Regions from separate parts of the Homo sapiens genome. Here region 2 is linked to region 1. Evidence: chromatin loops called from intact Hi-C (ENCODE). Cell type or tissue: psoas muscle. All regions are shown on one strand. Each heading gives the region's core, and the rest is flanking DNA. Links, peaks and the distances in the headings are about the cores only.

Region 1 (8,660 bases), core at 385-8,384:
TGCACATTCCTTGGATAGCAAGAAGTTCAGGAGTATGTAAGGAGAGGAATACAGAGCTAGGCGTGGTGGCTCACGCTTATAATCCCAGCACTTTGCAAGGCTAAGGCGGGCAGATCACCTGAGCTCAGGAATTCAAGACCACCCTGACCAACATGATGAAACCCCATCTCTACTAAAAATATAAAAATTAGCCGGGCATGGTGGCAGGCACCTGTAGTCTCAACTACTCAGGAGGCTGAGGTAGGAGAATCGCTTGAACTCGGGAGGCGGGGGTTGCAGTGAGCCGAGATCACGCCACTGCTCTCCAGCCTGGCTGACAAGCACAAAACTCTGTCTCAAAAAAAAAAAATAATACAGGATGGGGAAGTCGCATAGATGTCAGGTCATGATAGGCTGGAAGGCCATATTAAGGTACTTGGGCTAGCCTTGGTAACAAAGTGAGACTCCATCTCTACAAAAAATAAAATAACTAGGGGCTGAGAAGGGAGGATCACTTGCACCTAGGAGTTCGAGGCTGCAGTGAGCTATAATTGTGCCACTGCACTTCAGCCTGTGTGATAGGGAGATTCAGTCCTTAAAAAAAAAAAAAAAAAAAACTTGGACTTTATCTTGAGGCAACAGCCAGCTAATGAAGCCTTGAGCAGGGCAGTGACGTGATCAGATTTTTTTTTTTTAAATTTATTTTTTGAGACGGAGTTTCACTCTTGTTGCCCAGGCTAGAGTGCAATGCTACGATCTCTGCTCACTGCAACCTCTGGCTCCCGCATTCAAGCGATTCTCCTGCCTCAGCCTCCCAAGTAGCTGGAATTACAGACATGTGCCACCACACCTGGCTAATTTTGTATTTTTGGTAGAGACGGGGTTTCTCCATGTTGGTCAGGCTGGTCTCAAACTCCCGACCTCAGGTGATCCACCCGCTTTGGCCTCCCAAAGTGCTAAGTTTACAGGCATGAGCCACCACGCCTGGCTTATGTTATTTTTTAAGACAGAGTCTCACTCTGTCACCCAAGCTGGAGTGCAGTGGCGCAATCTTGGCTCACTGCAACTTCCACCTCTTGGGTTCCAGCGATTCTCCTGCCTCAGCCTCCCAAGTAGCTAAGATTACAGGCATGTGTCTGGCTAATTTTTACATTCTTAGTACAGAGGAGGTTTTTCCATGTTGGCCAGGCTGGTCTCAAACTCCTGGCCTCAAGTGATCCGCCTGCCTCGGCTTCCAAAGTGCTGGGATTACAGGCATGAGCCACAGCACCCAGCCTCCATCTCTATTTTAAAATATGTATATATTTCAAAAAAAAAAAAAAAAAGACATCCAGGTAGAACCAATAACAGGTAGATGGCATCAGAATTAAGAGCCTTGTTCCCGTGCACACCACATAGCACATGGCGATACTACCTAGGTTATTATCTGGGTGCCTGTGTACTTCACCTCCCTAGGCCTTAGTTTTCCAACTGTAAAATGGAGATAACAACATCTGCCTCTAGGGATGTTATGTGAGTGAATGAGACAATGTCTGTAAGACATAGTATACAGTAGGCACTCAGTAAATAGTAATGATTACCAAACCCCAGCACTGATCCTGGCTGGAAATAAAAACAGAAAAACATGAATAGGACAAAAGAGGAAGAGAAAAAGACAGATGGAGAGGAAGAACTAAAGCAATGAGTAAGGTGACAATAGAGGCTGGGCACGATGGCTCATGCCTATAATCCCAACACTTTGGGAGGCCAAGGTGAGAGGATTCTTTGAGCTCAAGAGTTTGAGACCAGCCTGGGCAACATAGTGAGACCCCATCTCTGCTAAAAATAACAAAAACTAGTGGGGAGGGGTCACCCATTTATAGTCCCAGCTACTCGGGAGGCTGAGACAGGAGGATTGCTTGAGCCCGGGAGGTCAAGGCTACAGTGAGCTGTGATCACCTACTGCACTCCAGCCTGGGCAACAGAGCGAGACCCTGTCTCATTTAAAAAACAAAACAGAAGGCCAGATGTGGTGGCTCATGCCTGTAATCCCAGCACTTTGGGAGGCTGAGGCAGGCGGATCACCTGAGATCAGGAGTTCAAGACCAGCCTGGCCAACATGGCGAAACCTGGTCTCTACTAAAAATACAAAAATTAGCCAGGCATGGTGGTGGACACCGGTAATCCCAGCTACTCAGGAGGCTGAGGCAGAAGAATTGCTCGAACCCAGGAGGCGGAGGTTGCAGTGAGCTGAGATCGCGCCACTGCACTCCAGCCTGGATGACAAGAGCGAAACTCTGTTAAAAAAAAAAATGCTTGCTATGTGCCAGGCACTGCTGTAAGCACTTTGCACACACTAACTTCTTCTCACAACCCCGTGTTTACTATCACTATCCCCATTTTACAGATGAGGAAACTGTGGCACAGAGTGGTTTAGCTTGTCACAGGCAGTGAGCACTCACACACAGGCATTCTGTCTCTAAAGCTAAACTACCCCTACACTTAATTAGCTGCCATCTGATACCTGTTGTATACGAATTGCTATGGCAGCAAATAGCCAGTGAGGGCAAGGTTCAAGGGAGGAGATGGTAGTTGAGCTGGGTCTTGTAGGTTGAAGAATCTGCCAGCTTATAAGAAGGACAAGGGCATTCCAGGGAGGGCAAACAGCATGTGCAAAGTACCAAGGGCTTGAAAATGCACCCCAGGTCCATATCAGGAATACATTGCCCAGTGTGGCTGCAGCCCTGTGAGGACTATGGGAAGAAAGAGAGGGAGGGAGGGAGGGAGGGAAGGAATTTGGATCTCATTGTAGAAGCAGTGAGGAGCCTTGAACTACTTTCAACAGGGCAGTGGCCAAGTCAGATATTTTAGCTCGCTGCTGCTGATGGCCCTCTGTAGAGCGCACTGGCAGAGACCAGGTGGAGGCAGGGATCTGGGGTCAAATGATGAGATCAGAATCTCCTTAGTGGGTGCCTCCACCCTCCCCTACAACCACCAGTACAATTTGAGGAGTAAGCACTTGGAAGAACAGAAGAAGTAAAAGGTCGAGCAGAAACAATGCTGCCTGGCATGGATGGGCACCTACTTCCCCTCTCCCCAGCTAGGGAGCCTGCAGAAGGTGGCAGCTACGACAACATCTAAGACGCAAACGTTCCAGAAAAGGATGGTGGGGAAGTGAGGGAGCTTCCCGGCTCCCCAGGGTTCTAGCCTCTCCCACCCCCTCACCCTACCTGCCGTCTCAGGACCCCTCCGCAGTCCGCCGGCTCACCCTGACTCAACTCCAAGCCCCTGCAGCCTCCTGGAGCCACCACTGCCTGTCCGCCAAGCTGTGCACGCCCAGCGCCAGCTGTCAGGAGCCGGCTGCAAACCTGCAGAGCGAGTCAGCGCCATCGAGCACTCGCAGCCGCCGCCTCGGGCTCCAGGGCCCAGCTCCCTTCCACATCCCGCCGCTCAGACAGCCTCTCCCGGGGATCCCCAAGGGTGCTCCGGGTGGTGCCAGCCGGGATGGCGCCCTGGACCACAGCCCTTGCGACCTGCTGTCCTCGGCTCTCCCCTCATTCAGGCCACGAGTTTTGGAACATTTGCTTTTATTCCTTCCAGACAAAGACCCACAAGGGGTCGCGCCTCCCTGGTGGGGACCCGGCAGGGCGGAGTCTCCCACACCCTAGGGACACGCGATCTTGGTAGAGGCGACTGTCCACTCCTTACTGCACGCCCTCCATCATCTTCAGGAACTCTGAGGGAAAGGAGAGGGAGAGGGTCAGGGGTCCCACTGGGGACGCAGAGGCCAGGCCAGGGCTCCAGCCACACAGAGGGGATGACTTTTTGTTTTTGTTTTTGTTGAGACAGAGTCTCACTCTGTTGCCAAGGTCGCCAAGGTCTGTCACCCAGGCTAGAGTGCAGTGGCACAATCATAACTCATTGCAGCCTTGATCTCCTAGGCTCAAGCGATCCTCTTACCTCAGCCCCCGGAGCAACTGGGACCACAGGTGTGCCACCACACCTGCCTTTTTATTTTATTTTATTTTTTGTAAAGACAGGGTCTCACTATGTTGCCCAGGCTGGTCTCGAACTCTTGGCCTCAAGCAATCCTCCCACCTCATCCTCCCAAAGTTCTAGGATTTTACAGTCCTGAGCCACCACGCCCCCCTGCCTGGTCATTAATTGATAAACTGCACAGAGTCGTGGAGCGCTTCTATACCTGCCCCCAGGAGACTATGGGGAACTTGGTGAAGTTACGCCCAGCCCAGCCCACAAGGCCAAGGACACTGCACCGGAGCCAGGCACCAGTGCCCGCCGTCCTCTGGGGCTCCCACCCGCTCTTCCCAAGCTCCCGTTGGCCCTCACCGTCGAAGTCAATGCGGCCGTCGTTGTTCTTGTCGCCGTCTTTCATCAGAGATTCGATCTCCTCGTCCGTCACGTGCTCCCCGGAGGCCCTGAAAATCTCAGCCAGCTCCTCCGGGTCGATGTAGCCGTCTGCATTCCTTCAGGTCCGAGGGACAGGGCAGGGCTCAGGGCCGGGGCGAGCTGCCCTGGCCACCACACTCGACGCCCCGCTTCCGCACTCCCAACACGGGGAAGCTTCCAGCGCTGCCGGCCGGGTTCTGACTGCTAAGCCCCTCCCTCGGCTCCCGGGCCCCCAGCGCACCTGTCGAAGATGCGGAAGCACTCGGCCAGCTCCTCCTCGCTCTTCCCTTTCGCGTCCTCTTTCATCTGGCGCACCATCATGACCAAGAACTCCTCGAAGTCGATGGTGCCGCTGCCTGCGGGCAGCAGGTGGCAGACTGAGCCTGAGCCCAGCCGCTGCCGCCTCTCCCCACCATCCCCTGCCTCCGAGGGACACCCGCTCACCGTCCTCATCCACCTCCTCGATGATGGCGTCCAGCTCCTCCTTGGTGGGTGTCTGGCCCAGCATCCTCATCACCGTGCCCAACTCCTTGACGCTGATGTCCCCACCACCATCAGCATCAAACATGTCAAAGGCAGCCTTGAACTCTGCGAGGGAGGGCAGAGGGCAGAGGTGAGGCCTGCTGGACTGTCAGCCTCACACCTACCCCCCCCCAACCCCCACCCTGCCTAGAGGCCAACATGTCCCCAGCATACATCCACCCAGCCCCCAGCCTGCCGCGCCTCACTCACCAGCGATCATCTCTTCGCTGAGGTAGGACCTGGCCTCAGCCTGCTGGTCCGTCTGCAGGAGACACAGAGAAAGTCTGAGCTGAAGAGGCAGCCCCAGAGCAGTTCCTCACCTCAAAGCCATTCTTCCCAACCCCCACTCTGTCAGCGCCCTTGGTTCTCCAGAAGAACAACTTCAAACTTGTCACATAATTGTGTGCCCGCACAGCACCCAATCACAGTTTTGTTTTGTCTCGTTCTGTCACACATGCTGGAGTGCAGTAGTGTGATCATAGCTCACTGCAGCCTCAACCTCCTGGGCTCAAGCAATCGTCCCACTTCAGCCTCCTGAGTAGCTGGGACTATAGCATACACCACGCCTAATTTTTAAAATTTTTTGTAGAGATGGGGTCCCACTATATTACCCAGGCTGGTTTTGAACTCCTGGGTTCAAGTGATCCTGCCACCTCGGCCTCCCAAAGTGCTAGGATTACAGGCTTGAGCCACTGTGCCCAGCTTCTGACCCCAGTTTTTGTTTTTGCTTTTTGTTTTTGTGACAGTCTCGCCCTGTCGCCCAGGCTGGAGTGCAATGGCGTGATCTCGGCTCACTGCAACCTCCACCTCCTGGGTTCAAGCGATTCTCCTCCCTCAGCCTCTCGAGTAGCTGGGATTACAGGCATGCGCCAACACGCCCAGCTAATTTTTGTATTTTTAGTAGAGACGAGGTTTTACCATGTTGGCCAGGCTGGTCTTGAACTCCTCACATCAGGTGATCCGCCCACCTCGGCTTCCCAAAGTGCTGGGATTACAGGCGTGAGCCACCATGCCCGGCCTGACCCCAGTTTTTTTTGTTTGTTTGTTTTGTTTTGTTTTGAGACGGAGTTTTGCTCTTGTTGCCTAGGCTGCAGTGTAATGGCACGATCTCAGCTCGCCACAACCGCAACCCCCACCTCCGGGGTTCAAGCGATTCTTCTCCCTCAGCCTCCCGAGTAGCTGGGATTACAGGCATGCACCACAACGCCCGGCTAATTTTGTATTTTTAGTAGAGATGAGGTTTCTCCATGTTGGTCAGGCTGGTCTCGAACCCCCTACCTTAGGCGATCTGCCTGCCTCAGCTTCCCAAAGTGATGGGATTACAGGCGTGAGCCACCGCGCGCAGCCTGTGACCCCAGTTTTGAGCAAAAGAGAGGAGACAACAAGTTAAGCCCAAGGCCTTCTCACTTGTCAATTGAAGGCCAAGTCGGGAACCCCCCCCACCCCCCAGTGACCTTAGGCACGTCAATTAGCGTGCCTTCATCTTTTCTCTGTAGCTTTTCAGGGATGAGATATCAGGGGTGTGAAAGGGCTTTGTAAAGGGCTAGCACCATTCCAGCACTATTTTCCAGTTTTCTGCAGCTCCTAATGGTGCCCGGTACTTTAATAGTTGCTCAATAAAATGTTTGTTCTCAAATAAATAATAATGCAACACAAAGTTATTGAGTACTTGCTGCATGTCAGGCCACAGATCAGGCACTGGAACCACAAAGAAGAGATAAAAGACACATCATCCCGCCCCTCAGAGAACTGGCAGAGTCGGAGGCTGTCAGCTTCCTTCTTAGGATTCAGTCATTGGAGAAAAGGCCCCTCATGGGGGGCCGAATGTGATGGAGGCCTTGACATGAAAGTGAGATTTCTGCAGGGGTTTCCACGTCATATCCAAGCCAGGCCATCTGGGTCAGAGGCTTTGGATTGAGGCTGGCAGTGAGGACAGGGTGAGGCTTCCAAGGAGCTCTTCAGCCAGCTGGCCACCAGTGCTCCTCCTTCTCCCCCTCCTTCCTCTCCTCCTCTTTCCCTATGCCAGGAGGGCAGGCTATTTTTAGTCAGGCATGGGCAACAGCAGCTGGCCTCTGGGATCTAGTTACTCCTTGAAGTGAAGTGGGGAGGGGGATCTCAGACCAAAACAACAGCTCCAAATCAGAAGCCCTCTCTAGGAGAGCGGAGTCTCTCTAACTCTGGTCTGTCATCTTCTGCCCCTTCCCATCATCCTCAGGGCTCCCAGAGCCCTGCATCTGAGCAGGCCCCACGCCCTGCCGGCCTCCCGTCTTCTGGAGGAGGCTTTCTTCTCTCCATGATGATAGGAGGGTTTGGCCAGGCTTCTGGCTCACCCCTGCCACTGGCCTGCTGGGTGACTCACTCTGACCCCTCAGAGTCCCCACTGTGTGAAGGAAACAAGCTAAGAGCTCTTCACAGGTCTATGAATGACACTGCTGGAAGTTTCCAGAAGTGAGTAGGCAGTCAGCAAGCCTTAAGGATCAATCTCTGGAATATCCCAGCCCTCCCCTTTCAAGAAAAGTCAAAGGCCTTCCTCCAAGACACCTGGGTTCCAGGAACCTCCATGCTCCAACCTCAAACATCCAAGTTACTGCCCCACAGAGCACCCAGGCCTGGCCTGAAAGGGGTCCAGAGTGCTCCCGTGAGTAAAGGCACAAAGTCCCCTCTTGTCCTTACCATGGTTGCTGGTGACCGGGACTCCTCTGTTGCAGGTCGCCTCCTTTGCACTCCACCACCCAAAGATGACCTGGCCTGCTCTAGCCCCCGGGATTTGTAGGGGCACCCTCCCCTCCCACCTCCCTGCTCCCCAGCACTGGAGACCCTGCCCAATCAGATCCTGGGGTCAGCGAGTCCCACCCCTCCCACAGTCTGAACCCATTACCTAATTTAGCCAAGGGCCCTTGCAGAGAAATTTAAGCCTCCAAGCAGGTGGCAGGCCTTGACGTCCTAGATTCTTGTGAGGAAGGCCTGCCCTGTTCCACTGCCTTGGAGTCCCCCCGACCGAGGAAGCACACTGGCTCCAAGATGGTAAGGATGATCAGAGTAGTAAAGGGTGAGGCAGCATGGTAAAATGGGGAGAGTACAAGCCTTGAAGTCCAAAACCCAAGATCCAAGGCCAGCCTCTGCGAGTTGTGTGACCTTGGGCCGGTAGCAGTGCCTCTCTGAGCCATTTCTTCATCTGTGGGATTGGACCTGTCTGTGGGGTCTCCCTCACAGAGAGACCATGGTAAATGGGAACCCGGGTATAAGTCACCTAGCTTGTGCTGGGTACACAGCGTTGGTGCTTGGCAAGAGGAATGTCCCGTCTTTGAACCATGGTAAGGGGCAGGGGATAGGAGGAGAAAGTGACAGGTAGGCCACTGTTTACTGAACCCCATGACGTGCCACACACTGTGCTAAGCATTTTAACATGATCTCATCTAGTGCTCCTCCTATGAGGTAGCAACGATTATCCCCACTTGACTGCAGAGCTTTGTAAATTATAAAGGTCTATACTCACTCTGTCACCAAGGCTGATGTGCAGTGGTGCTATTATAGCTCACTGCAGCCTCTATCTCCTGGGCTCAAGTGATCCTCCCACTTCAGCCTCCCGAGTAGCTGGGACTAGAGGTGCACCACCACCCCTGGCTTTTTTTTTTTTTGTATTTTTATAGAGATGGGGTTTCACCATGTTGCCCAGGCTGGTCTCGAACTCCTAGGCTCAGGGGATCCTTCCACCTTGGTTTCCCAAAGTGCTAGAATTACAGTCATGAGGCACCATGCCCACCCATGTTGAT
Region 2 (8,000 bases), core at 1-8,000, 130 kb after region 1:
CTTCTCAAAAGCTGGTAATTCTTGTCCTCGGCAAACATGGCGAGGTGGGGGGCACACAGTGAGGCAGAGGGGTCTAACCCAACCAGTAGCAAACGGTGAATCCACCACCAGGAGCTAGTGGAGGAGGCAGGGCTAACGAGGACCTGCTGCCTAAGAGCAGACAGCAAATGCTGAGACTGGCCGCCCAGGTGCTGGCCAAGGGCATGGGCCTGGGGATCCTGACTCCCTGCTCAGCTCAACAATTTGGCACTTGGATTCAGGGCTTCCTCAGATGGCCTAAGAGTTTGGTGAACATAAACATGCCTGCCCAAGCTCATTCACTGTAGGGAAGCCAAGTACAGGTGCCAGGCCTCAATGCTGGTAAAGAGGCCTGAGCTTGCTCGGAGTGTCAGAACTGAAGAACACCTGGGATCACCCAAGAAGAGCACTTGGGCATGGGAACCAAAGGGACCAGGGTTCAAATCTCACCTACTGCATGTGTGGTTTCAGGCTGGTCACTTAACCTCCCTGGCCCATTTCCTCATTTGTAAAACAAGGGAAATCTGGGTCTCATGGGAATGGCTTAGGTCCCATCATGAGTGCCAAGTGCTTGGAATATCTAAGTGGCTAAAAAATGGTAGCTCTTGACCTCCTGAGAAGGGTAGACTCCACCACTAATCACTTGATGTGTATTGGGATTTTTGCCTCCTGCCAACTAGGCTTGGGTGGGGCCCAAATCGGACCGACCGACCACACCTACAAAAAGCTGAAAGGGGCCTTGCAGGCAGCAGGTCTCACCTGTAAGGTGTGCCAGGAGCTGATGTTCCCTCCTCCATAGGGGGTGCTGTGATGACACTGTAGCCAGTCCCACCAAATGGACCAGGTGCCAGGGTGATCTGCGGTAGGTCAGGAGGGCCTAGCTGGCTCTCGGCTGCTGCACCGCCCCCTGGCTCTGCCACGTGGAGGGTGACCACCTGTGGAGTGGCACCTTCAGGGGAGGGCTGCCCACCAGGGGATGCTAACCCTGCTTCCACATCTTCCGACTTCACCACAGCCACCTGCAACGGCACCAGGGGGCGGGATGGGAGGCACTGGTGGCAGAGGAGCGGGTATGCAAGACGCCTCCCCCATCTCAGTGTCCCAGATGCACCCACACACTCTAGTCAGACCAGTGCTGCCACCACTCATTTGAATAGCCCAAGTTCTTTCTAAAATATACTCTGGCTTTCCAAATCCCACTCAGCAACTGGAAATAGACCAACAGGAATAGGGCAGAGCAGTTGTGCCCCCCACAAAGATTTGGCAACGTCTGGAGACATTTCTTATCACAGCAGGAGGGGGATGGTACTGGCATATAGTCGGGAGAGGCCAGGGATGCCGCTGAACACCCCATAATGCACAGGACCGCCCCACCACACAATAGTATCTGCCTCAACATGCTAACAGCGCTGCAGACAAGAAATACTGGGGACAACTGACAAATCACTTAGAAAAAAGCTCCAGTGTACATCTTATTCCAGTTGGCTTCAAATGGTTTAAAGATTAAAATGTAATAAAACTCTAAATATATTAAAATAAAACGTAGGTAAGTATTTTAGAATTGGGACAGGGAGATTTTTCTAATCATGACAGAGAAAGATAAAACCTAGAGCAAAATTAACCATAAAATGAAGCCAAAAAACAAAGAAATTGGGGTTGGGGGATATTTCACAACTCATAAAAAGTGGACTTCCCTCATATATGGAGCTCCTGCAAAGCAATAACTAAAAGCTAACAATAGAAAAACAAATACAGGACACAAACAGGTACTTTAGAAAGGAATAAAATGGTCTCTGAACATACAGAGAGGAGTTCAACCTCATTTACGGTCATACAATTACTTTTTTTTTTTTTTTTTTTTTTTGAGACTGGGTATTGCTCAGGCTGGAGTGCAGTGGTACGATTACAGCTCACTGCAGCCTCAACCTCCTGGGCTCAAGCGATCCTCCCACCTCAGCCTCTCAAGTAGCTGGTACTACAGGCATGCATTGCCACACCCGGCTAATTTTTTAAGAGACAGGGTTTCACCATGTTGTCCAGGCTGGTCTCAAACTCCTGGACTCAAGCAATTCTCCTGCCTTGGCCTCCCAAAGTGCTGGGATTACAAGTGTGAGATTGGTAAAGATTTATAACGACTGAGGCCGGGCGTGGTGGCTCACGCCTGTAATTCCAGCACTCTGGAAGGCCGAGGCGGGCAGATCATGAGGTCAGGAAATCGAGACCATCCTGCTTAACATGGTGAAACCCCATCTCTACTAAAAATAAAAAAATAAAAGAAGCCAGTCGTGGTGGTGGGTGTCTGTAGTCCCAGCTACTTGGGAGGCTGAGGCAGAATGGTGTGAACCCGGGAGGCGGAGGTTGCAGTGAGCCGAGATCGCACCACTGCACTCCAGCTTGGGCAACAGAGCAAGACTCTGTCTCAAAAAAAAAAAAAAAAAAAAGATTTATAAAGACTGATAATACCCAGTGTATTGGCATGAATGCAGGGAAATATACCCTACTGGTGGCCACGTATACTGGCGTATCTTTTTACAAGGCTTCTCACCATACCCTCTGACCCACTAATTCTTCTTGTAGGAGGCTTTTTAAAAACACTACAAAGATGTTGGCTGGGTACGGTGGCTCACACCTGTAATCCTGGCACTTTGGGAGGCCAAGGCAGGCAGATCACTTGAGGTCAGGAGTTCGAAACTAGCCTGGCCAATATGGTGAAACCCTATCCCTACTAAAAATACAAAAAAGTAGCCAGGTGTGGTGACGTGCACCTGTAATCCCAGCAACTCAGGAGGCCGAGGTAGGACAATCATTTGAACCCAGGAGGCGGAGGTTGCAGGGAGCCAACATCACGCCACTGCACTCCAGCCTGGGTGACAAAATGAGACTCCATCTCAAAAAAAAAAAAAATTTATGAGCACTGAAAATATATGTACAGTGAAGCACTGCTTGAATTAATATAAAACGAAAGAACCCAGCCAATAAAGGACTGCCTAACTATAGCTGAGAACATCCATGTGATCAAATGATACAGAGATGCAAGATGGAGATCTTAGGAGAATAAGGGTAACTGCAGGTGCTGGCCAGGCCGTGCATCACATGCTGTTAGGTAAAAGATGACGCTGAGGAGCAGCCAATAATGTGATCCCATTTTTTAAGGAACAAAGGTCTAGGTGTTGGTATGAACATGAACAAATCCCTGAAGAAATTCTTCTGAACCCATTTACTGGGTATCTGATGGGAGGGGAGAAATGCCAAGGACTTTCACCTTCTACTGAAACATTTCCTAATGTTCATTTTTTTCTTTTTTTCTTTTTTTTTTTTTAGATGGAGTTTTGCTCGTTGGCCAGGCTGGAGTGCAATGGCGCAATCTCGGCTCACCGTAACCTCCGCCTCCTGGGTTCAAGCGATTCTCCTGCCTCGGCCTCCCGAGTGGCTGGGATTACAGACGTGTGCCACCACGCCCAGCTAATTTTGTATTTTTAGTAGCAATGGGGTTTCTCCATGTTGGTCAGGCTGGTCTCGAACTCCTGACCTCAGGTGATCCAGCCACCTTGGCGTCCCAAAGTGCTGGGATTACAGGCATAAGCCACCACGCCAGGCCCATTTTGTTTCTTTTACAAGCATGTGCTTTTGTAAGCAGAAAAACTCTACCACATGAGATTGGCATGGGAACAGGAGACAAATCAATAGAACAGAACTCAAGTCTAGAAACAGACTCCTACATATTTGGGAATCTAGTATATGAGGAGGACACTTCAAACCACAGGTGAAGATACCACGTCGGATGACTTCTGGAAAAAAAAAAATCGATCCCTACCTTTCTGCATACACCAGAAATAAATTCCAGGTGGAGTAAGATTTAAGTGTAAAAAATAAAACCCTAAGAAAAAAATATAAATGAATGTTTTATAACCTTGGGATACAAGTTGGGGGAGTCTTTCTAGGGATGATACCAAAGGGAAAACTATAAAAGACTGATAAATTTTCCTATCTAAAAATGTAAAACTTCTATACACCCCTAACTGCCATGAACTAAATTATTATGATTTCTGGAATTCATCATCTTAAAAACACACTCTCCATCTTCTCATGAGGCTGGGAAACAGGAGGGGCTAATAAACTTCCCTCTGCCTTGGAGACCAGGCCAGATGTGAACGGGGAGGGCAGGGAGGGGCAAAGGTGTTGAACTTTGGGGAGGTGCATGAACCAAGACCCCTGGAACGCGAGAGAGTGGTCTGATCTAGAGGAAGCCCTGGGGTCTGCAGGCTGTAGGAGGTGTCCCGGAATGAGGGCGCTCTTGTGGATGGAAAAGCTAGTTCAAGCTGTGGGGGCACCCACAGGCACATGGTGGTTGCAGAGGTGGGAGGAAGACAAAACAAGAACAGGGCCCCAGATGCCGCAGGGGCAGTGTGTACTGCTCCACCTGGCAGAGGTCACCAGTGATTCTGGAGAATGGACGGGATACCCTGCGGCCTCCGTGGCAAAGCCTGTTCCTCTCTGTTTGCCCACCAGACTTCAGCAGATCTGTCTCCTCCACTGCCTGGGAGCTCCCAAGGGCGGAGAAGCTCTGATACACTGTTTTCCTCTAGTCCCAGTGTCCAGTGCAGGGCTGGGTACCTGCGGTAGCTGGGAAGGGGAGCAGGTTCCCAGGCAGCTCACCTGCAGGGCTGTGCCCCCCAGTTCCCGCTGAGCACTCATGTTCAGCAGAAGATCCAAGGCTGTCTGCGTGGCCATCGCTGTCGACTCCTCAGCTCCTGGGTGGGGTGGGACCTAAGCCTGACAAAGTGCTAGAAAACTGGCACCCAATACCACCCCCTCCCCATCTTCCAGCCCCCACCAGCACGACCTGCCCCTGCCCAACTCAGAGGTCCTACCCTCCATGAGCTCCTATCCTCCTACAGAGCTCACCTTGCTGGTAGATGATGGTGGCGCCGCCCAGGGTGTCAGAACAGAGCAATGAGGGAGCCTCAGATGACTGGAAAGTTGTCGCCTCTGGGGGTATCTATGGGGTGGAGATATGGCCACGCCTGAGAGGGGCCAGCCCAGATTCAAGTGCCATTTGCCAAGCACCTCTGATCTGCCAGATGTTTTACATCTGTTGGCTTGTTTCATCTTCATAACCACTTTTCTTTTTTTTTTTTTGAGATGGAGTCTCTCTGTCATGCAGGCTGGAGTACAATGGCTCAATCTAGGCTCACTACAACCTCTGCCCCTGGGTTCAAGTGATTCTTGTGTCTCAGCCTCCTGAATAGCTGGGATTACAAGTGGCCGCCACCACACCCAGCTAATTTTTATATTTTTAGTAGAGATGGGGTTTCTCCATGTTGGTCGGCTGGTTTCAAACTCCTGACTTCAAGTGATCCACCCACCTCGGCCTCCCAAAGTGCTGGGATTACAGGCATGGGCCACCATGCCCAGCCCATAACCAGTTTTCAAAATATACGAGCTCAGTGCTACAGATGAACCCACTAAGGCTCAGAGAGGTGAAGTGGCTGGCCAAGAATCCCACTCCTAATACATAGTAGGGTGAGGGCTTGAACCCATGACTGTGTGATTCCAGGGCCTGTGATCTACCAGCAAGTCATGTGGTCCATCTTTCCAGGGATAGTGTGTCAGCTCACGTGGCAGAGACTGCTAGCTACCTATCCTGAGGCCATCCTCCTCTTCCCTCTTGCTAACAGAACTCTGATTTTCACCAGGGTGGCAATGTACCCAGCTCCAAGACATTTCTCAGCCTCCCTTGCAGCTAGGTAAAGTGTGGCCACATGACTAAGCAACGATCTTCAGGTGAAGTTCATGAGGAATGATGGATAGATGGTAGGTATCCTTTTTGCCTCTCCCCCATCCCTTCCTCCTGCTTCCTGCCTGGGATGTGGCTGGGAAGGCTGGTGCTCCTGCAGCTATACTGGACCATGAGGCAACTACAAAGATGAAAGTCATATGCCTGGGATGACTGGGCAAAGATACTGAGAACTTATTCCCTTACGACTGTATAATCACCGCACCAGCCCTAGACTGCCGACCTGTGGAATTCTTGTATAAGAGAGAATAAAAACTATGATCACAGTTAAGTTACTGGTGTTTCCATTCTCTATTACCAGCACTAGAAAGCCACCCTTACTCTAAGCTTAGGGCTGGCATATGTGTGACTCAGTGAGTTTTTACCACAGTCTCAAGAGGCAGGGATTATTTTGTTGCATCTCAATGTGCAAATGATGCTGGGGCTGGGAGAAGCGGCCTCACTCTGTCATCCTGACCCATGCCCCGACCTTACCTCAGGAGGTCCTGGGGAACTGGGAGGTGGTCCAGGGGCCGCACTGTGCTGCTGCTTCAGCTCCTCAATCTGCTGCAGAGAGAAGAAGGGGCGACGGCGGGAGGGGGGCTCCTCAGGGTGGCGCCTCCCCCATTCCTCGAAGCTGCTTGCGTGTCGGCACCGTACGTGCAGGCGCAGGTTCTTCTTGTGCCGTGTGCTGAAGTGGCAGTACTCACAGGCGAAGGGCTTGGCCCCTGGAGGCACATGTTGGGGCATGCTTAAGTCTGCCCGTCCCTAGCCTACCCCCTCCAGGAATCCTTTCTTGACCCTAAGGATCTCTCCAACTGACTGACTTCCAGCGATTCATTCCCGTATGTAGGCAAACACATGCCACTGTCCATTCTGGTGGCCCAGGACAGAAATGAATCAGGGCCGCCCTCTGCACTCAAGAGCCTTCCTGTGCCTACCTATTTGCAAAGTCATGTGACTACAAGCTCCTGTGGGTCATCACAGGACTCTGGCTAAGGGAACCCCTGGCTCCTTTTCTGTAATCGCCCCTAGTGTGCTGACCAGGGAGCTAGGCACCAAAGAAACAATGTTTGCAGTGCAGCTTCTGTGGGCCAAGCCAATGGCGTTGCTTCTGCAGCTTCATCTGCCAAGGCAGGGTCTGGAAGAGCCTCCTCTCCAGCCCCAGTGCCAGCACACACAAGGCTCAAGGAACAAATGGAACTTACTTTCATCATAGCCATATGGCAGGCACTCTGATTCCCCCATTTCATAAATATGGAAGGCTCGGAGAGGGCAAGCGACCGGCCCAGAGCCATCCAGAGAACAACCAGCCAAGCAGGAACCCAGGCTCAGGTTAGGGTGAATACGCCTATGGGAAATTCTCTTTACACTTGAAGGACTTGGGCTGTTCTGTGGCTGGGGCTACCGAGGGGGAAGGAAGAGGATGGGAGCTAAGCCTCTGATCAGGGGTACAGGGCACTGAGGGCTGGTGAGTGGGGCTGGGGTGTGTCCAGCCTGACCTGTGTGCTTGACAGCCACATGGGACAGCAAGAAGTCCTCTCGGAAGGTGCGGTAGGGACAAAAGCTGCATTTGAAGGGCTTGTCACTGACGTGGGACAACTGGTGGTTCAGCAGTGCCTTCTTGTCTTCACAAACAAACTCACAGAACTCACACTTGAACCTGGAGGCGGTTAGAGGGAGGGAAGCTCAGTAATGAGCTGGGGACTGCTCCCGTCCCCAGGGGCCTCCAAGGGGATGTACCTGCGGTTGGCAACAGCCTGGATGTGCGTGAGCAGGTGCATTTTGAAGGTGTAGCGCTTCTTAAAGGACTTTCCACACTGTGAGGGGTGGAGAGCAGTGAGATGGCGATCACCCTCCATCACCCAGGGGAGGCCCTCCTCTCAGCCCCAGCCCTGGCTCCCACCCACCTTGTCACACATGTGGGGCTTCTCAGTGCTGTGCGTCTTCATGTGCTGCGTGAGTCTTTTCTGCATGGGGTACACACGGCCACACACAGGGCAGGGGAAAGAGCTCAGCTTTGGAGTCTAGGAAGGCATAAGAAGGGGCCAGATGGAGAAAGAAGTGGAGGAGGGAGGATAAAACCTCCCCTCTTGTCCTCACCCCCATAAACAACCCCCGGGCAGGTTCCCTTCCCAGGCCAGCACGCCAGACTCACCGGATCTGGCCTCTTCTTCCTGTGGGGAAAAGGCCGAGGAATTAGACC

The links. Hi-C counts contacts between places; a loop is a spot of excess contacts. Peaks named below come from ENCODE experiments on the same cell type or tissue, not always from the same donor. Only the 100,000 strongest peaks of a DNase experiment are listed, where the experiment ranks them.
Region 2: a loop joins it to region 1, with 3 times the contacts of the local background. A loop is called at or near these places in 47 of 110 quality-filtered maps.

Annotation. Positions count from the first base shown.
Region 1 is chr20:45,819,686-45,828,345 of GRCh38, forward strand. TNNC2 (troponin C2, fast skeletal type) reads right to left here and starts at 7,627. Exons shown (of 6, transcript NM_003279.3): 1 at 7,561-7,627; 2 at 5,098-5,149; 3 at 4,810-4,953; 4 at 4,607-4,721; 5 at 4,306-4,442; 6 at 3,529-3,694. The coding sequence starts at 7,563. The coding sequence ends at 3,663. RefSeq lists an enhancer at 875-1,522. In psoas muscle, for the core only: a CTCF peak has its summit at 4,726 (motif pointing right); DNase peaks (open chromatin) are centred at 4,726, 6,856, 7,196, 7,766 and 2 weaker places; H3K4me3 peaks cover 7,744 bases; H3K27ac peaks cover 8,000 bases.
Region 2 is chr20:45,952,912-45,960,911 of GRCh38, forward strand. It overlaps ZNF335 (zinc finger protein 335), which reads right to left. Exons shown (of 28, transcript NM_022095.4): 11 at 7,953-7,971; 12 at 7,705-7,821; 13 at 7,538-7,614; 14 at 7,297-7,457; 15 at 6,290-6,522; 16 at 4,924-5,017; 17 at 4,675-4,769; 18 at 778-1,037. Among named protein-coding and RNA genes, the nearest start is that of ZNF335, 15 kb to the right of the region's middle. In psoas muscle, for the core only: no CTCF peak of the experiment used is centred there; no DNase peak of the experiment used is centred there.